Linked DNA regions of Homo sapiens: region 2 is linked to region 1. A link is an interaction called in ENCODE POLR2A ChIA-PET data of the cell type or tissue named here. Cell type or tissue: HepG2. All regions are shown on one strand. Links, peaks and the distances in the headings refer to the core of each region. The heading gives the core; the rest is flanking DNA.

What was found. Peaks named below come from ENCODE experiments on the same cell type or tissue, not always from the same donor. Only the 100,000 strongest peaks of a DNase experiment are listed, where the experiment ranks them.
Region 2: POLR2A ChIA-PET joins it to region 1 with 44 read pairs; 3 of 35 experiments call an interaction of 5 or more read pairs at or near these places.

The regions. Positions count from the first base shown.
Region 1 is chr18:58,385,229-58,395,868 of GRCh38, forward strand. NEDD4L (NEDD4 like E3 ubiquitin protein ligase) reads left to right here. Exons shown (of 31, transcript NM_001144967.3): 26 at 298-358; 27 at 2,211-2,270; 28 at 3,857-3,964; 29 at 5,418-5,514; 30 at 6,259-6,331. Among named protein-coding and RNA genes, the nearest start is that of MIR122HG, 56 kb to the right of the region's middle. RefSeq lists an enhancer at 6,931-7,430. In HepG2, for the core only: no CTCF peak of the experiment used is centred there; no DNase peak of the experiment used is centred there.
Region 2 is chr18:58,048,502-58,059,141 of GRCh38, forward strand. The region is part of intron 1 of NEDD4L (NEDD4 like E3 ubiquitin protein ligase); the gene reads left to right. Among named protein-coding and RNA genes, the nearest start is that of NEDD4L, 9.6 kb to the left of the region's middle. In HepG2, for the core only: a CTCF peak has its summit at 3,503; a DNase peak (open chromatin) is centred at 6,030; H3K4me3 peaks cover 1,522 bases.

The DNA of each region.
Region 1 (10,640 bases), core at 1,637-9,636:
AAGCATTTAAAGCATTTTAAAGCAGTTAAGCATTTAAAGCAGTTTAGGTCAGCCAAACCTTGATGTGGGGGAAGTTAATTACTCTTTTGAAATCTCCAGTGAGATTTTAGGTTTTTCACGGGTGTTCCAGGGAGTCTTGAAAGAAGCCATGAATAAACTAAACAGTGGGGGCACAGAGGAGACCCTCCCCTCTGCTCTGCTGTCGTGGATGGAGGAGAAGCACTCCCTGTTGCGGAGAAAGCAGTGAGCACTAGTGATGATGGAGGTGGTTCAATATTGTCCTCTTTTCTCCTGCAGCTTAGTCATCCAGTGGAGATTTGTGAACAGGGTCCAGAAGCAGATGAACGCCTTCTTGGAGGTAAGCCATGCTGGCCAGGGTTCTCTGCCATGTGCCTCTGGTCCCGGGTCGATGGGGGATCGCGCTTCTCCTTTAGCTAGTGTGGTGGAGCTGATCAGAGACAGAGGCGAGGCTGGGGACCCTGCAGGAAGACCGGGATCGCACAGCTCACACCGCTGGCCAGTCTCCAGCACAAGAGTGTTCAGCCACCGTGCCGCCACCTCCTTTTCCTTTTCACGGGTTCTCCTGCTTGACTTCTCTTATTTTTACATTTGTCCTGTTTTTAAAGAGGACGTTTTACAGACTTGATCTAGAACCATTGTCTTGGAGTTTCAGGCGGTACCCAAGAGAAGGCTGCCTTTTGCTGCAGTGACAGGTTCCAAGAAGCCCGAGGGCTCAGAGCTGAATGATGAAGCGCAGTCCCCAAAGTGCCTGGCCACCCCTCCCTCCCTGGATCACTGCTGCCTGGGCTTGATTGATTGATTGATTGATTGATTGATTGATTTTGAGAGAGATTCTCACTGTCACCCAGGCTGGAGTACAGTGGTGCGATCTCGGCTCACTGCAGCCTCTGCCTCCCGGGTTCAAGCAATTCTCCTGCCTCAGCCTCCCAAGTAGCTGGGACTACAGGCACGCGCCACCACACCCAGCTAATTTTTGTATTTTTAGTAGAGACGGGGTTTCACCATGTTGGCCAGGATGGTCTTGATCTCCTGACCTCATGATCCACCCGCCCCGGCCTCCCAAAGTGCTGGGATTACAGGCATGAGCCGCCGCGCCCAGCCATGGACATTTTTTTTTAATCCCCTGCCCTTTTTCTTTGTGGCATAATTCATTGCAGGTTCTCTTCTATACAGATACATGGAAAACACATTTTCTTAAGCTGAGTTTTTATTTATTTTATACCCAGCCACCTCATGACAGCTTTTACCCTGTTACAGAGCAAAGTGGGCACTGCCCAGATCGAACTTTTAATATCAGGGATGCTCCCAGGCCCCTAGCAGTGGGTGAGGGATTCATCATTTTAAACAGTATTCCACTTGGACCAAAAGCAAAATTCTTTCTTAAATATGATATAGTATTAGTTACCTCAAAGATCACACAGGAAACAGCCTCGTGTCCACGTGACTGATTTTCTCTGCACTGAGGCAGAGCTCTCGTGGGGTGATGCTTTCCCTTCACTCAGGTACCTACACAGGATGCGTGAAAGCCCGGGCAGCACACTCAGAAACAGCTCGGGGCCTTAGGGACTTAAAATGGGAGGACAGAATGGCAGGTTTCACTCTTTATTTAGATAAGAAATCCCAGGAAGCAGATTCCTGGGCCCCACCGCAGGCGGTCCACACCTTCAGAAACGCGGCGTTCGCAGCGCGCAGGGCCCAGCAGAGCTGAGCTCATCCTAGATCACGCCACAGTTAGTGGTACCTGGGAACTGGAGCATGGTTTTCTGTACGCACAGTGTCTGCACCCATCACCTGCCTCCCTCTGTGTTTCTTCTCCCTGCCTCCAGCACGTTATTTTTAAGCGTGTCTCTTACACATCTGTAGCCTGTGCATCTTAGGACGCACTGACTCACAGCAGTGTTATAAATGGCTTTTGGAATCCACCCTGCCTACAGTATCCCATATTTTCATCAGGTTTCAGAAATTACTCCACTACTTGAATCTTCTAGATTCTATGCTTTTTCGAAACTGTTATATTGTGACTGTGCTGTTTTTACTGGAACTATAGTTACTTGATACTGTCACTGACATAGGAATCATCAGGAGAGATTATATTTTTTTCTGGCTAACCAGAAAAGTTTGTTTTTCCTGTGAAATTTTTTTTTTTTGAAGGCAATAGGTGTTTAAGATGTTTTTTTTTTTTCTTTCAGGGATTCACAGAACTACTTCCTATTGATTTGATTAAAATTTTTGATGAAAATGAGCTGGAGGTTTGTATTATAAACATTATTTTATGTAAAGTGGATTTTTTAAAGTATCTCTCATTACTTTACAAGTAATATTTTAATATTCTTGGATCCATAATGTCCTAGAGAGTAACTTTAGATGAATTATATTACATGTCTCTTATAGGGCTTATTTGCCAATGTGGTTCTATTACATGTCTCTTATGGGGCTTGTTTGCCAATGTAGGAGTAAGGAACAGCAAAAATAATCAGCTGTAGTTGCCTTGTCCATCAGAGGGCAGTTCTGGAACATGCCTAGTAAGTAGAGGCCACTGAGCAGAGCTGGGATCATGGCCCTATGCACCAGGCGAGGCAAATTGCCACAACAAGTAGAAACAAGGTTTGCAGTAGCCCTCTGGACAGCAGAAACCTGCTTACACTACCAGACTGGCCAAGTATCCTCTGCTGCATCCCCATCCACCCCCACCGTGGCAGCCAAATGGGGGTCTTGGCCACAAGGTGGCCGTAAGCATCTACTTGGGCCTGTAGAACGACGTCTCATTGAACTTGAAGTGGTTTATGTTGAGTGAGGAAAAATGTCAGAAGGCAACAGGGTTGTAGCAAAAGGTAGTTTAGTGATTGTCTAGTTCAGCTTCTTGGTGTTGACATAGTTGAGTAACAGCCATTTTAAAAACAAAGGAATATCTCGCCCTTTGTTGTGTCGAGAGAAACAGGGGAAAGACTGTCTGTTGAGAAGCCGTTGGTGGGACTCGGCCATTTGCCCCGTCCATAGCCAGTGAGTGTTTCCCATACACTGGCCTTCTATACTTTTATCTCAAAACAGAAAGTTCAAGATCGATGATGTCTATAGAAATCATATACCTCAAGCCTTTCCTCTGATAGGTGGGAAACTGAGGCAGAGAGCAGCTGGGTTTACCCAGCAAGGTTTTGGCACGGTCAGGCCTAGGAACTTTATTTCCAGGCTTCTGGCTTAGTTCTGTTTCCATTTCATTCTGGTACCTTTGCATAAATATCTTCCATTTGTCCACAGGAAACCTCCCCTGATGGAGAGTTGCATAATAGGAACGGCAAACCTTAGACTAAATGCTAAGTCGAAGACCCAGTTGTGCCTTAGCGTATGTCTGCCATTCTTAGGCCTCTGGGCAGATGAGGTGATTTGTCATCACTGGAATTGATCAACCTGGAGGAGAGTCATAAGCACTAATTCTTTTGTGGGTAGGGAGATGCTTTTAGATATTCAGAGGAATAACCTCTCAGGAGGAGAAGCAGCCAGGGTAATGCACAGATGCTGCTGGAGCGTGAGAGAATCCACAGGTCCCATGCGTAAGACTAGAGGGGTAGGGAGGACGACTGTGGCATTTTTATATCCGATACGACATGCCGTGGCTTGCGCAAGGTTCGAATTGAGCTGCCCTCGTGACTGCTGCCTCTGTGATCTGCTATGGCAGGTGGAGCCTGGAACAGGTGTCTGCCTTCCTCTGTTGTTATGATTTGCTAGCTTACCTTCGCGGCACAGTGACCACATGCTGGCACTGAGGGTGGTCATTTCTCAGTGTGTGATCTCGCACCTTTCACATCCTGCTTTTACATCTGGTAAATTTTCTTCCTAGTTGCTCATGTGCGGCCTCGGTGATGTGGATGTGAATGACTGGAGACAGCATTCTATTTACAAGAACGGCTACTGCCCAAACCACCCCGTCATTCAGTGGTTCTGGAAGGTAACTCCGGGGCCCAGCCCCAGCCGGTGTCCTCCACCTGAGGCAGGATTGAGGGCTGTGTGGCGCCCTCCATTGTGGTCTGACTTCAGGACTGATGCTGGCTTTGGGGTCTGTTAGAGCTTGGACTGCTGGGGGAGGGAAGAGGCAAACTGAGCCAGCAGCCCCGTGGTGGCTCCTCTGTAACTGTAGCAGACAGCTAGACTTGAATGAAGTTGGTCCCTACAAAAGCACACTGGCCTTCCTTGACCACCTCGTGAAAGTGACTTTTATTTGAGGGACTGGTCCTCCAATGCGTAAATAGAAATGGGGGGCTTCTCAGGGCAGAAACAGGCTTCAGGGATGGCTTTGCAAGATGCCACTTTCTGTTAAGAAGTCGTTTTCTCAATTTTTAAAATATATTCCAACAAATATTTTGATCTGTGTATCTTTCAACCAAAGATAACACAACATTTGATTTATTATCTTAGGGCCACTGTTTGTATCCTGTTCAGCTTAGGAGGGAAGTAAAATAGGAATGGGTTAGTCCAAAGGAGATATAGTAAACAAACTTAAAAAAAAAAAAACAGTTATCCCCCAAAAAGGCTGATTATTTACTTCACCCCAAAAAGGAATCATTTAACTTTTTCAAATTTATTTTTATTTATTTATTTATTTATTTTAAAGATGGGGTCTCACTGTGTTGCCCAGGCTGGATTCAAATTCTTGGGCTTAAGCAATCCTCCTACCTCGGCCCCTCAAAGTGCTGGGATTACAGGCATGAGCCACCATGCCCGGCCTTTTTCACATTTCTAAATGCCTTTTATTACTATTTCAAATGCCAGCAGGAATACAGAGATAAAAAAGCAAAATCTTCAAAGCCTAGTCCAGGTCTCACTTGGCTTGTTTTAGATGTTTGCCTACAGCAGTCCAAGTGGCATTACCAGTAAAGCCACCTGGATTCCCATAATAATGCAGATATGTAAGATACACAGATTATTTTAGAACCCCATCTTTGCCTTTGTTGTTTTGTTTTTGTTTTGTTTTGTTTTGTTTCATTTTATAAAATGATGTCTTCTAGGGAACGTGTCTACAATCTGAAATCCCATCTCATAACCTGGCTTCCCCTTGTGATGACAAATCTTAAATACTGTATATTTATAATTGGCTTAGGGGGAACTGGTAAGCCTCGAACACAGAAACATGAGCTTGGTGCCATCAGAGAGTTTGCTTTTTATATCATTTATTTTGGCCTATTGGCAGAAGAAGAAAGAGACGGACATTGTGATCACTCAGTCTCTTAGATTAGAGAGGCCAGCTAGTATTGTGGCCATAAAAAACCTACTCAGTTTTCAGAGTCAACTGTCTAGGTCTTACATTGCAATATAAATAAGATTAAGTTCTGCCTGCCTGCATGACAGCAGCATGTGCCATGGGTCACGTGGGGGGTATAATGACCTTCTGCCTCTGTTCATAGGCTGTGCTACTCATGGACGCCGAAAAGCGTATCCGGTTACTGCAGTTTGTCACAGGGACATCGCGAGTACCTATGAATGGATTTGCCGAACTTTATGGTGAGCAGGATACCATTGGATTCAGTTGTCCTCCTGGGAATTTCCAGCCAGGCATGAACTCTGGCCCAAGAACCCTGCCGCCAGGCCTCTGCAGAAGGCTAAGTTTCAGGACAGTGTGCCATGCATAGGTTCCATGAAAGTTCAATGAAAGTACTGTTATCTATACTTTATATAGATAACATGGTGCTTCTACTTCGAGGGATTGGGGGGCAGTTTGTGAAGAGGTCCATAAGGCTGCTCTTTTTTTTTTTTCCTAGTTTAGTTTTTTAGTAAATCGTTAAAAACTAGGTTTTGTAGGGTCATTTATATGGTCGTAAACTGAGGTATAAAGTCACCTCCAGTAGGCAGAATTTTTCAGTGTTTACCATAGATTTAAAAATCACTCTGTACTTTGCATACTGAAAGTCACATTTCATTCACCCTCCCACCCACAAAACTAGTTTGAAGTTTAAATTTCCAGGGCCCAGCTGAGAGGCTGTAGCTGCCTGCCTTTCCACGTAACTGTTGTGTTTGTTAATCTTGGTGCAGTTCCATTCTGGAGACTAAGCAGAGTCTTTCTGTGAGGTTGTGCAGACCTCTGGCTTCCCTCAACATTAAATATCAATGTTGCAGCAGAAGAGAGTGTCTTGGGCCTCACCCCTGGGGGCAAACCCTGCCCTGACAGTAGCTGGACTGCAGACCACACCATAGCTTCATTCTTCTGCCCCAAGCAATCTTAACATTTCTTTTTCTTTTCTTGTCTAGGTTCCAATGGTCCTCAGCTGTTTACAATAGAGCAATGGGGCAGTCCTGAGAAACTGCCCAGAGCTCACACATGGTGAGTGACAAAAACACATGCATGTCAATGCAATATCTGAACTGCTTAGCTGGGTATGGTGCTGGGCTCAAGGCTATTGAATGCTCTGTTTCCTGTCTGTAAGTAGCTTAGAGAATTAAAGGACAGTGATGTGGATGAAAATAGAAATTGTACAGTAGTGCTAATAAGACATAATGCACTCAGTATGTTTGGCACATAAAGGGCTCAGGCCTCCCTGCTGTGGGGAATTTCTCCTCTGAGCCCAGTCCTTCCCTCATTATTCTAGGTAGTGGAGCTTTCACTGTTCAGCATACATAGATAAGGCAGCTCTCAACCTGTATAATAAACACGTTGGGTTTTTACTCCAACCTTAAATTGGTTGAGAAGTTAGGACAAAATACCCTGTAGAAACATCCTTTTTCAAAGGCCTTCTATGCCCATGAATAACCTGTAATTCCCTGGAATTGAGCAGTAACATGACTGTGGTCGGAGGAGGGTAAGAGGGCTGACACGTGGCCAGGGATGCCCAAGCGTGGAGCGTGGCTGCCCTCAGAAGGCCCTCTCAGGAGGCACAGTGACGCAGAAGGGTCCCAGTTGTTTTCTGAACAGTTGCATGAAACCCAGCACAAATGCAGACTGGATGGGATCAGTTTCTTGAAGCCGGGTTCAGGGAGCTCTTGCTAACTCAAACTCCCATGTCCCTCGTGTTGGTTTTTCTGCAAAGGCCTTTATTTCTTGCTCCTGAGGAAGCAGCAGAAGTGGGCCTTCTGGAAAACGGTGAGCAGCGTAGCCCTGTGTTTCTCATGCAGCGGGGGCTGCAAAGCCTGCTCTGGCCATAGTGAGCTAACATAAGCAACCAAACACTCCCTGCAGGAAACGCCCTCCCTTACACTAGAAGTGCTGGCCAGGAGAGAATTCTCATGAACATGTGTTTGCGAAAAATTGGCTGTGAAAGGTTTTTCACTTCTGTCGGATTCCCTTGCCTCACCAGAAAGGTGTTTTTTTTTTCTATTCGTACCATTCACGTGACTCTCCAGATGGAAACAATGTGGTCATTGCCTGTCAGAGCCTTGAAAGCAAGCTGACTCCAGCCTAAAATTCATGAATATTCAGAGCAGTCATTGTCCGTGGTTCTCTGGCTTTATTCTAAGGGAAGAATGTTTGAGTAGTTCAGAGCTTTTATCCAAATGGTGTCCAAGTCATATGTGGTTTTCTGGGTTCTACTGGCCTCCATATGAAGGCACCAGCGTTGAGCCAAGCCCCAGGACTGTGGGTGGTGATGCGAAACTCAAGCTCATAATACTAACCAGGATGAAGATTAGGAAAAGCGAAATTATTGGGCACAGTCATCATCTGTGGTCAGGCACTGCTTAATCTTTATGGCAGCCTTATGAGATATGTTATTCCCTTGGGCTGTCAGAAGGCTGGCCCAGGGCTCACCAGAGTCACAGATTCCCAGATCACAGGATTTGAACTCAGAGCTACCAGAATTAGAGCCTGCACCCTTTACCACTACACCAGATACACTGCCTCTGTTGATATACCCACTTTCTTTTTAGACTTTTCCAAGGAAACCAAATTAGTGAACCAATTTCATGTTCATTCAGCCCATGTTTCTCTGTGACTTCAGGGACACATATCTTACTATTGAACTGTCTTTTTTATTTCGGAGCCCACATGATTCTGCCACAAGTAGAACTTCCCAGATAAGACCTCTGAACTCAGTGGTTCTCAACCTCAGCTGCATGTTGGAACCATCTAGAGAGCCTTAAAGAAATCACTGATGCCTGGAATTTGGACTTCATTGGTCTGGTGTGTGACCCAGGCAGTGGGATTTTCAAAGCTCCCCAGATGATTTTTATAGGCTGGCAGGGTTGAAAATTCACAGCTCTTCCCTAGGAAGGGCAAAGATCCACCTACAGGAAGGGAACAACCCAGCTGGCTCTTACCAGAACTTATTTTCCTCTTTATGTGTCACGGAAATAAAGCAACTGTGTAGTTTTCCTAATGATGTTCTCCCCAGACTAACTTGACCCGGATGGAGAGGACTGGCAGTTGCAAGCAACACTGGCTAGCATGAGTGGGACTGTTCTGCTGTTTCTTCTAAATGGCTTTCCTCCCTACCTGACCCTGACTGTATTTTGACATAGGAAACAGAAACTTCACTGGCTGTTTCGTGGCAACAGTTCTGCCATAAAATTTTGCCATACATAGGTTTAATTTCTTCCACGTTTTATGATACACAATTAAAGTTCAGAATAAAAATCTGATTTCCTAGAAGAGCAGAAGCTGAAGGATCTGGTTCTCTGTGATGAGGGTACCTTTCATTAAGCTTTCCAATGGTGATTATTGAGTGTCTGACATTCAAAGGACTTCATTTCATTGTTCTATAAAAGGTCACTACTCAGACATTTAAAATTACTCTTCATTAAGAATCACAGGCCCACCTGCCCTTTTAGGTAGACTCTAAAGCAAACAAAAATCATCTCGTTCAGCCCATGCATCTTCCACGTGAGGACGCTGAAGCCCTGTGAGGACAATGAGCTCCTTAAAGTCACCCAGCTCATTAGTGCAGAGCAAAGCCAGGTCCGTGTGTCCTGACCTCTGAAATGATAGGAACTCACACTCACCAAGCACTCTGTTCATTCCGGGGATGGTGCTCAGCACTTGATGCGATTGACTCATACCATCATCACAGTGGCCCTAAGAGGTGGGTGATGTTATGACCCACTTTTTTACAGATAACACTGGGATGCAAAGCGGTGAAGCATTAAGCAGCATGATTCAGAACCTCAGATCTTGACATCCCGTCTTTGCCTCTCTCTTCATCATGCCAGTGTTTCTCAAACCTGAATAATCTGTGCACCTTTTTTAAAGGGAAAAAATGGTCACAGATTCTCAAGAATGGGCCTGAGACCCCCATAGGGATTGCAGGCCCGGGACTGTGAAACCCCAGCTGAAAAGCCTGAAGCCACTTTCGGTGAAAGGCTCTTTTAAATGCCATCTGTAGATGTGAAGTCCTGTCTTTATTAATATGATAATAGAAAGTTAAAAGCCTGTATTAGTACTTGCTCTTTTAGGATTCCTGGGTTCCTGAGAACCCCAGTTTGAGAAGCACAGTGTTATTCTCTGTCTTTTAGTGTTTAGTGGCTGTTAGAGAATCCAAGTGGAACTCAGTGGGACTTATTCAATATTTAGTGGTTGTTAAACGGCCCTCTACGGTATGTGTTTCTTTTCTGTTGCTGTGACAACGGTTAGCTTTTAGTATATGTGCAAGTGCTGCCAAAGCGAGCACGTGAATGGTTAGCTTTTAAAACCCAAGAAGTTACTTTGCTCATTCTTGGAATCACACATCAATACCTGGAGGGGGCGGTTTTAAACACAGTTTGAGCACTCGCGGCAGAGGCAGCACAAGTGCACTTCAAGAGCTGGGCTTTGGAGCACCCCAGGGCTGTACCTGGCCCCGTGTGACCTTGGGCAAGTTACCTAACCTTGCTGTGTCTCAAGCTCCTCCTCTGTGAAATAGGGGTGAAGCATTAGCTGCCTTACAAAGTGATTGCCAGGGTTCATAACATTGAGACAAGGCTGATGGGGCATGGTGAGCACTCCATGAACATGAGCTCTTACGTCATAATGAGCTGTGGCAAGTGTGCATGCCATTTTCATGACAGATACACATCAGCAATCACCCCCCAACACATACACACACACACAGAGGTGCAGGTTCTGTGGCTAAAGGCTCTGGTCTTGAGCCCCATGTAGACATACAGTAAATGTTGAAAGGTGTTAACACTGATACCATCTCTTGAGTAATTGAGCCCTTGCTGTATGCCGGGCCCACTGATCCGATCCACTTGGCACTCATATGTGCAGTTTCCCCATGTCACAGAAGCACAGAGGCCATCCATTTGTCTGAAAACCCTCACTATTGCCAGGGCGATTTGCAGCCCCCGCCCCCACCTGAAGCCTCCAGATATGTAGGGACTTTTTCTAAATGCAACTTTACATAGCAAATGTCAATTTTGCCTGACTTTGATCAGAGGAGGTAGCTTAGCACTGGTGTTCCCGAGCCCCGGACAGCCTGGGTTCTGTTTGTGGGTCTGCCGTTTGACAAAGACTGTGACCTCAGGAACCTTGCCCTATGTCTCTGCTCCAGGAGCTCCTGTGCAGAATGGAGATAACATGACCTGCTTCATAGGGTTGTGATGAAAATGAAGTGAGTTAATAGGGAGAAAAGCACTTGGCTTGAGGCCTAGTGTGGAATAAGTAATAGTATTAGAGATAGACACAGTCTTAATTCGTGGGTAACTCCAAAAGCATCAGCTCTGTG
Region 2 (10,640 bases), core at 1,608-9,607, 340 kb before region 1:
AAACAAGTTAAGTTATGGAGCCAGCTATTTTGAATAGAAAGGCCTAGTTTTTAACATGCTGAATATCCTCCCCTTCTGACAAATGCCTTGAAAGGTCTTACTATCTAGATTATTTAAGATAATGTAAGAGAAATAAACACCACTGGTTGCAAACTGATGGCTGCTGGGCCCGATTTGACCAGGAACCCTGCTTAATGTGGTCTCTAGAGTGTTTTAAAGCTTGGAAATTTCATGAAAATGGTAAAAATCTGGCTTAATTGGGGCCACATTCTAACCTAGTTACAGTCAGTGGCTGGCATTATGTCCTTTGAGATGTGGCAGCTAGTTGTGCTATGGTTGCAGTCACCACTACTTTCTGTTGTCTTAGGGGTCTTTCTACTTGTTTACATATAATTATCCACTTCATAACAAACCTTTAAGGCTAACCTTTGGCGTGGATGCCATATTTCTTTCACTTTAGTGTGCTGTCACTTTTAAGATATGCCATTATTTCATGTACCACGAAGAAAAAATTGCTGTCAAGTTATGACATACTGTCCATCTTATGAAGCATCCTTATTTCAGAGAAGTTGAAATATGAGAAAAAGGATATTTTAGAATTGATGAATTACAGTGACTAGAAACCTGGGAAAACTCCATGCCATCAGTTTCAATATCCCCAATCATTCAGTACTTTTAAGTCAACGAGTAGTCAGATTTCTGCTTTTCTGTGTTTGAGGAAAGTGCTAGAAAAAGAGAAGTGCTCTTAAATAGGCATTAGCACAGAAGGAACTGGGGGCCTAGATCATAGCCAACTGGATGGCCGTCTGTAAGTGATTAAGAATAGTTGTTAGTTTTTAAAAAGTGGCCTGTGTGTATTTTCAAGAGATTACTTGGGAAACCCTATGTGCCATCTTTGCAGCTGTGCAAAACGGTGAGGACAAGATTGCTTTCAAAAATTGTGGTTTAGATTTTGCTTGGATCTCAAGGTGAATGCTGACAGGCCGTTTTCTGAAGAGAGAGAAGGCTTGCCCAGTCATGCCAAGTCCAAGTGCCTGTGTCGGGCCTAGATGCTGGATGGTAGACTGTATACCCAGGACATATAGGTAATGTTTGAGAAACAAATGTTAAAAGGACCTAGTTTTCATGGTGACATTTAAAATCAGTTTTTAAAATTCATGAATATAACATGTTGTTTTAAAATTTGATTATAGGGACCGGGTGCAGTGATCACTCCTGTAATCCTAGCATTTTGGGAGGCCGAGGCAGGAGAATCACTTGAGTTCAGGAGTTTGAGGCCAGGCTGGGCAACGTGGTGAAACCCCGTCTCTACAAAAAATAGAAAAGTTAGCCAAACATGGCGGCACGTGCCTGTAGTCCCAGCTACTTGGGAGGCTGAGGTGGAAGGATCACTTAAACCTGGAGGCAGAGGTTGCAGTGAGCCAAGATCATGCCACTGCACTCTAGCCTGGGCGACAGAGTGAGACCCTGTCTCCAAAAAAAAAAAAAAAAAAAAAAAGACTAATGAATAGAATTTATTTTCTTCAATGATGTAGTGTCTGTGGAATTTGTAGACATTGACATTTGAATTTTCATTATATTTAGTTTTATTAAATCAGAATGTTATGATTGTTTATTTCATTATTGAACATCAGTTTCCTTAATTTAAGGAATAAAAATAATTTTGCTCAGGCCAGACATAGTGGCTCACATCTGTAATCCCAGCACGTTGGAGGCCAAGGCTGGTGGATCACTTGAGGTCAGGAGTTTGAGACCAGCCCAGCCAACATGGTGAAACCCTGTCTCTACAAAATAAATAAATAAATAAATGAAAAAAAAATCAGCTGGGTGTGGTGGTGGACACCTGTAATCCCAGCTACTCTGGAGGCTGAGGCAGGAGAATAGCTTGAACCCTGAAGGCAGAGATTGCAGTGAGCCGAGATCGCACCACTGCACTCCAGACTGGGTGACAGAGTGAGACTCTGTCACAATAATAACAGGCTGGGGCAGTGGCTCATGCCCGTAATCCCAGCACTTTGGGAGGCCGAGGCTGGAGGATCACCTGAGGTCAGGAGTTTGAGACCAGCCTGGCCAACATGGTGAAACTCCGTCTTTACTAAAAATACAAAAATTAGCTGGGCTTGGTGGCAGGCAACTGTAATCCCAGTTACTCGGGAGGCTGAGGCAGGAGAATTGCTTGAACCTGGGAGGCAGAGGTTGCAGTGAGACAAGTTCGGGCCATTGTGCTCCAGCCTGGGCAACAAGAGCAAAACTAAAAATAAAAAATAAAAAAAGAATAGTAATAGTTTTGCTTAAAGGGTGAGGACAGTGACAAATGGTGATCCTCAGATGACTGTAGTTTCTTTACCATTACAGAATGCAATTCAAATGAAAACCATTGCATGGTACTCAGGCATTTCTTCAATGCAGTGTGTGCCCACATCACCAGGAAGCTTACTTGGGAAAGTTTGTTTTGGGATTCTGGAGTACCTCAATATATCTGGTATATTTTCCCAAGAAAAGTGAATAATCTTGGGGGGCCGAGGTGGACAGATTGCTTGAGCCCAGGAGTTTGACACCAGCCTGGGCAATGTGGTGAAACCCCACCTCTACAAAAAATACAAAAACTTAGTTGCGTGTTGTGGCACGCACCTGTGGTCCTGGCTGCTGGGGAGGCTGAGGTGGGAGGATGGCTTGAGCCTGGGAGGTTGAGGCTGCAGTGAGCCATGATCATGCCACTGCACTCCAGCCTGGGTGACAGAGCAAGACACTGTCTCAGAAAACAAAGGCAAACAAACAAAGATCACCCCAAAGAAGAACTCCCAACATATTAAAAGTCATTGAGTTTTGTACCCTTCAAATGGATGAATTGTGTTGTGTATGAATTACATCTGAATAAAACTGTTTAAAAATATTAAGAATGATTGAGTGTGACATTATTGCAGCAGTACATTGGAGTTTCTGCTAAATTACTTTTGCATTCATTTCAAAAGGAAGCAACTATGCCCATTGCTAATTTAATAACCTGTTTGCTTGTGCGGTGTTTAAAATGGCATCATGAAAACATGGCAATGTGTGATAGATTAAGAGCCAATTAAATTTTTTATTTTGAGTTACAAGATCTGCATTAAACAGATTTTATTGTTGCCCTTGAATTTCCAGTCTTAGATGAGTAGCAGCAGTGAAAAAAAGAGATCCTAACTTAAGAGTTTTCAAGCTTTTTGATGTTGCAGGTATTTGAATAAGTGGGTCTGTCTTACTGAAATATTTGTTAATTAGCGATAAAGCAAACTATATGTTGATCTTTTGGTAGTCCATGCTAAGGAGGATTAGAATAATATATAAATAATATAATGGTAATAAGTATCAGGGCAGGAGGATTAAAGAAGGGTGGAAGAAGTGTGACAAAATGTTACTTTCTGTTTTTACATTGTTTCTCTTCCAGGTCACAACTGTATTTCAAATGTATTTCATTTTCAGACTATAGGTGGCAATGTTTGTGCTGTTCACTGTTTAATGTTACTGTTGGCTCGGGTGTTGCTTGTTGCTGGAATATGGAAATGATAGCATAATTTAGAGTTGAGAATAAAAAAAACTAGATTTAGAAAACTAGAAACTAGATTTAGATTTAGTAGAGACTTTCTAAATAGTCCTAGTTCTGCTGTGTGGACCCTTCTGTAACTTTCTGTTACTCTGAGAAGGAGCTGATAATTATCACAACTACTGGTGTTTGATTAGCAGAGACATTCTTGATTCCTGATGCAAGACCGTGGCTGAAGTTGTAGCAGGGCGTTTGGTGGTTGGCGATGTAAAGATCTGGGCCTCTTGTTTCATGAATAATAGAATCTCACTATGATTGTAATATTTTGTTTTGAACTGGAGTGCTGATTATTGTAATCCCTTTAGGTGAGAAAAGCCTTATTATATAAGTGTATCTGGGGTAACTAGCTTAAATTTGACACTCCAGTCAACTTTTTGTCCCTGACTTCAGTCCTGCATTGATTCAAAACGCACCAAGTTAAATGTCAAGGCTCTCAGATTCCCTTGCTGTCATCAAATTCAGTGTTTGGTGACTTCTTGGCAGGCAGACATCTACCAAGAGATTTTGTATTCTTTTTATACCTCCTATTCACCAAAAGAAAAGGGCCATTCAAAAGTGAGTTTTTCTTTTTTTTTTTTTTTAAGTTTAAAAAGCTATGATGTGGCCACCCATGGTGGCTCATGCCTATAATCCTAGCACTTTGGGAGGCCAGGGCAGGCAGATCACTTCAGGCCAGGAGTTCAAGACCAGCCTGACCAACATGGCAAAACCCCGTTTCTACTAAAAATACAAAAATTAGCTGGGCGTCGTGGCGTGCCCCTGTAATCCCAGCTACTTGGGAGGCTGAAGCAGGAGAATCGCTTGAACCTGGGAGATGGAGGTTGTGGTGAGCTGAGATTGCAACTCTGCACTCCACCCTGGGTGACAGAGTGAGACTTTGTCTCAAAAAAAAGCTGTGATGTGAAACCTGTTCTGTGAAGGTGGAACTTGGAAAGGCTTGTAAGGATGGTGGTCCCATGAAGAGGATGAACAAACCAAGGGAACTGTCCTCTTGCTGGTTTGGGTGATGTCCCATCACCTGTCACTTTGTTTGTTTGGGCTGCAGTGGACCAATGGTTTCCCAGGCACACTGAAGTGACATGTAGATGGATTGCTTGAGTGGCTCCGGCATGTTTCCATCTCCTGTCTACCAGGCAGAGACCGTGTTCCCTGTTTTGAGGGGATCCAGAAGTGCAGTGACAAGGGCCTGATTTGCATCTCCAGCTCCTGGTCTTGCCTGTGTTAACAATTTTTTTTTTTTCTTTCCAGATGGAGTCTCACTCTGTCGCCCAGGCTGGAGTGCAGTGGTGCAATCTCGGCTCACTGCAAGCTCTGCCTCCCGGGTTCACGCCATTCGCCTGCCTCAGCCTCCCAAGTAGCTGGGACTACAGGTGCCCACCACCACGCCCGGCTAATTTTTTTGTATTTTTAGTAGAGACGGGGTTTCACCATGTTAGGCAGGATGGTCTCGAACTCCTGACCTTGTGATCCACCTGCCTCGGCCTCCCAAAGTGCTGGGATTACAGGCATGAGCCACCGTGCCCGGCCAACAATTTTTACATTCTAATTAATTTCCAGTTTCCAACCTGACTCAAGGTTTAGCTCTTCGTCTCTTGGGTGCAGTTTTGGATCATGTCTTATAATGTATATTTAAAAGTGTGTTGTAAAGCTGGAATTCCCATTGTGGGTAAATGCTGAGATTGTTGTAATACTGAGAAGTGCACTTGGGAACCATGGCCAACACTGCCCTAGCTGACCGGAGGTTGCACTGAGTTGTCCCCTTTGAACATCTGTTATGAATGAATGTTGGAAAATGCAAAGCCAATCATTTCTTTTACCTGACCTATGTGATGTTAAGTTTTAGTTTTATGTTTTGGCAAGTGAGTGTTGGATGTCACTAATGTGAGGAGGCCGGTGAGGGCAGACTTTGGGTCAGAGGTAATGTAGGAGATGAAGACCCTTTCTATTAATTTTTCTTGTTTAATTGAAGATGTTCGTGTTGAATGGGTTTTATTTACATGTATAAGTTCTTTTTTTCTTAATGCTGGAAGTTACTTTGGTTTTTCAGAAAATGCAAGTAACCCTAATCTATTTAGAGAATTACTTTGCTTAGTAAGCACTCAGTACTATTTAGTAATGGGGAAAAAATGTGTTTGTGTCCCACAGCGTGACAGGCTCCACAAACTTACTTACGAATCTCCTAACTACCCTGAGAACCTGAAGAATGGGACTTTGTGGAGAATCTTCTGCTTTCTTTGCTAGTCTCTATTTTTCCTTCTCAGTTATTAAGTGAGTTGTCTTTGGGTGTCCTCATCATGCTGACTTCATCTTGCCCAGTTTGTTTTGGGTAGAGGAAGGAGTGCAAGGTTTAAAGGAAAAGCAAAGCCTGTACAACATGGTGAGACCCCATGCCTGTGGTCCCAGCTACTTGAGAGGCCCAGGTGGAAAGATAATTTGAGCACCGGGGTTCAGGAATGCGCTGAGTAATGATTGCACCACCGCACTCGAGTCTGGGCAACAGAATGAGACCTCATTTCAAAAGAAAAAGAAAAAGCAAGACTGAATCATTTCACTTTGTATTCTCCTCCTTGCTCTCATTCCTTTTGTGCTTCATGCATTGTGTGTGACAATTGGATGCAGCCGTAATTATTGTCAGTAACTTGGTTTTTAAGCTTCAGACTGTATTTCCTCCTCACTTGTTAACACCAGAAGATAAATGAATGTGGCTCTTGGATTGAACTACATCTACAGGGAGCTGAACTTCCCATGTTGACGTTGAATTCTAGAGTATGCTTATGCTGATTCTTGAGAAATTGGTATGTGCCGTGCCTTTGGAATTGATACCTTAATTTTCAGTGAATATTATTGGTATTATTATTAAAGAGAACACTTTAAGCCAGGAGTAAGAGCTTTTCCTCCTTTTGAGAAGTGAGGTACAGAAGAGTATACTGCAGCTGTGGGAGTGATGGGTGGGGTGGGGCAGTGTTGAAGAATATTTAATACCACGAAGATGTCACCAGTATAATATTAAATAGAAAAAGTAGGTTATAAGACAGTGGATCCAGTAGAATCCTATTGTGGTTAAGTGTTTATATGTAGAGAAAATGACTAGGGGCTAGGCACAGTGGCTCACGCCTGTAATCTGAACCACTTTGGGAGATAGAGGTGGGAGGATCACTTGAACCCAGGAGTTCAAGACCAGCCTGGGCAACATAGTGAGACTCTGTCTCTATAAAACAAGAAAAAAGAAAAACTAACTAGGGATATATTCCAGCATGTTAGTGGAGGTTATCTTTGAGCAAAGGGGATTATAGGTAATTTTTTATTGTCTTGTGTTTTGCTTACATGTGTTTTCTATATTTCTACAATAAACCTTTTTTTCTTAATATAAAAGTAAGTTTAAAAGTGAGTTTAAAAATCCCTGAAAGGCATGTACTTCAAGCTTCAAGTGAAAGTTATAGTACTTGTTCAGCACAAATACTGATATAGTGTTTGTTCAGTGGAACACTTATTTAGGGTCTGCCTTGTGTTTTGTGTCTAAGGATTACCAGGTCATTTTCATATTAGGAGCTCACCACTACGTTGGGAGTTGGAGAGATAGAGCAAGGACTATTTTAAGGAAAAAATGACTGGTAAATTGTATTTCTTTTTCCCCACTTGCAGTTTGCAAAATAGATGTTTCATTTCTCTCCACTGTGGACACTTAAAGTTTGAATTTCCATCCTTCTGTGCACTCCAGTTGCGTGAAAGTAATTTACATTGCTAGTAGTGGTTTGGGTTCTCTGAAATTTTTTGTGTGTGCTATGGAAATTGTCTCCTGTGATCAGACTCAAATCCATTTCTCCTTATTATTGTTTTCTTAGGTTTTGAGTTAGAGACCTTTTCATGACCGTATAAGGTGTTGAATAGGTTTAGATATCAAAGTGATAGCTATGCATAGCTATACTCACCTGTGAGCGGTCAGCTCTTCAGTGTTTCTTTCAACTGACTTGTAATATCCAGCCACTGTTGGGTGTGACCTAAAGTGTATCTCTTCCCAAACAGAAGGGAGGAGTTGACAAACACCATGTTACTTTTAATCAGAGACTTGTCCTTGTCCCCCTTCCCCCAGCCTTTTAATAATTCTGAATTCATGTTGCAGTCGATATGTGTTTAAAGTGTTGGTAGGTTTCTTGTACTCACACCATCCTCCTCCACTCCTCTCACCCCCAAAAAGTGACAGCTGACAGTTGATGGCATCTTAGAATTGTGAGGCTTGAGTTGGTCTGTCTCAATTCGTGTTTTATGGTGGCCCATAAATTGTGAAAGATAATTGATAGTTGTCATGGGAACTAGTTATGTTGTTCAGCTATGATGTCTCAATTAGGAAATGTTCACCTAGACAGTAGGGAAATGGGCCAGCTCAGGGATGTCTTCAGGAACCAGGTTCATTGTTTTTTCTGCTTTCCCTTCTACAGCCTGGCTCTTTCCAGGGCTTCTTGGTCCTAGGCTGGCTGCCACTGACAGAGCTATGCCTTTTTTTATTTTTTTACTTTTTTTCAAGACAGTCTCACTCTGTAGCCCAAGCAAGAGTGCAGTGACACCATCTTGGTTCACTGCAACCTCCACCTCCTGGGTTTAAGCGATTCTCCTGCCCCATCCTCCCGAGTAGCTGGGACTACAGGCATGTACCACCACACCCAGCTAATTTTTGTATTTTTAATGGAGATGGGGTTTCACCATGTTGGCCAGGCTGGTCTTGAGCTCCTGACCTCAAGTGATCCACCTGCCTCGGCCTACCAAAGTGCTGGGATTACAGGTGTGAGCCACCATGCCCAGCCAGAGCTATGCCCTCTTTTTTTTTTTTTTTTGTTTGTTTGTTTATAACTGTGTACTTGTAAAGGAAAGAGAACGGCCTCCTGTGCCTTAAATCTTCTGTTGTGTCTCAGGGCCCACAGAGGCTGAGATCTGTTCATCCTGCAACCAGTCACCGTGGCAAGGAGGAGATAGAATTACCTTTTTTTCTTACCTTTTGAGCCAGGGGTAAAGTCAGGCACGGTGACCCTGCATTCCACACCTTGGATAATCCATCCACCTTCAGAAATGCCCCTGGCTTCGTGAAATGCACATGCTCCCTTTCTCCAGGGAGGTGACCCGAATATGCAGCTAAGTATTGCAAGGATTTCTGGGTAATATTACACCTGAAAGGAGGTTTTTTTTTTTTTTAATTATCTGGTGATTTATGACTAAATAGGCTATGTCTCTCAAAACATTGAACCTGCAATGGGCAAGAAAGAACAGGATGACTACAATGAACCTTCTATTTGGAAAAGGGGAAAATAAGACACTCACAGTGGGGTAGCTGGCTGAACAGGAACAGCTGGGAGCGTTTGCTTTGGTCAGCCGGTCTGGCAGCTTGCCTCTGCTGAAGTCCGTCCAGGGTGAGAATCTCGCTTGGTCATTGTCCTCTGCAGCTGCACCTGGATGGGGTAGGCACTGGCAAAGCTCCTTTTCTTGGGTGCTGCTTGGCATTAGTCTGGGGCTTCAGGATTGGTTGTCTTGGGGTTGAATAGCCACAGGCTTGTTCCAGCCTTACTGAGAATGTCTTTGGCAAAACTGCTCCCAGGAAAACTCAGGCTCTGAGTTTTGTGTCTAGTCAATTCCATGGGCTGGTAATGGCAGCCAGTGATCTCACCTAGATGAGGTCTGTGGTTCTGGGAATTCCTGGGTCTTAACAGTAAGTCCCACAGCCCTGCTAATCCCCACCACATCTGCCTTGAGGCAATTTTAAAATAGCCTAGAATGAAGAGGCACACAGTTTTGGGTCTAACAGACAACAGGGGCAGTTTAACCCACTCTGCTTTTGCTCTCTGGTGTATCAAGAATGAGCAACTTCCCCACACTGGGATTGTGGGACTCTGAGTACCCACTTCCCTTCACTCAGCCATTCCAATTTCTTAAAGCAATTTTTAAAAAATGGTGGTAAGGCCGGCCGCGGTGGCTCACGCCTGTAATCCCAGCACTTTGGGAGGCTGAGGCAGGTGGATCACGAGGTCAGGAGGTAGAGACCATCCTGGCCAATATGGTGAAACCCCGTCTCTACTAAAAATACAAAAATTAGCTGGGTGTGGTGGCACGCACCTGTAATCCCAGCCTCTCGGGAGGCTGAGGCAGGAGAATCGCTTGAACCTGAGAGGCGGAGATTGCAGTGAGCCAAGATGGTGCCACTGCACTCTAGCCTGGCGACAGAGCGAGACTCCATCTCAAAAAGGTGGTAAAATACACATGACAAAATGGACTCTCTTAGCCACATTAAAGTGTATGGTTTGGTGGCATTACATGCATGCACACTGTTGGCAGCCATCACCCCTGTCTAGCCATGGAACTCTTTCATCTTGCAAAACTGGAAATGCCTTACTCGTGAACCAGTACCTCCCCATTCCCAGCCATTCCAGTTTCTTGTAGCGCATCTTCTCTTTGATACAAAATCTTTGATAGGGTTTTGATTGCAGGCAACAGCAATTGAATCTGATGAATTCAACAGAGAAAGAATTAACTGAAGGAATTTGGGGTAGCACTGGAGTACTTGTCACACTGGAGAGACAGGCCTGGACAGGGGTCAGGGACCAATGAAGCCTGGGCATCCAGAATCACAGCTGTTAGTGTGTTTTATTATTTAAGAGTGAGCTCAGAGGTCACTGTTCAAAGCTGGGCACTCTGTCTCCAACTATCCCTCTTCACATCCCAGACTCAATAGCACCTTTCTGCATAGTTACTTCTACTGAATACTTCACTGACAGCAATGAAGGATTGTTGGTTTATGTGTCTGTCTCGTATAGATTAGGCACCTCTTCAGAGCCACAGCCACATCCCAATGATTTATCTCCAGTCCCAAGCACCGAATCAGACCCCTTGACCGTTTACTCCATTCAAGTGATGATCTCAGGTTAGATAATCATGAGGTCAGTTGGTCAAAGCAAAAACATCTTTTTAAATGTCTTTTTGAATTCTAATTTGTTTATGCAATATAGATTACTCCTCCTATTTTCTTCTTCTTTCTTTTTTTTCCTTAAGAGATGGGATCTCAGTATGTTGGCCAGGC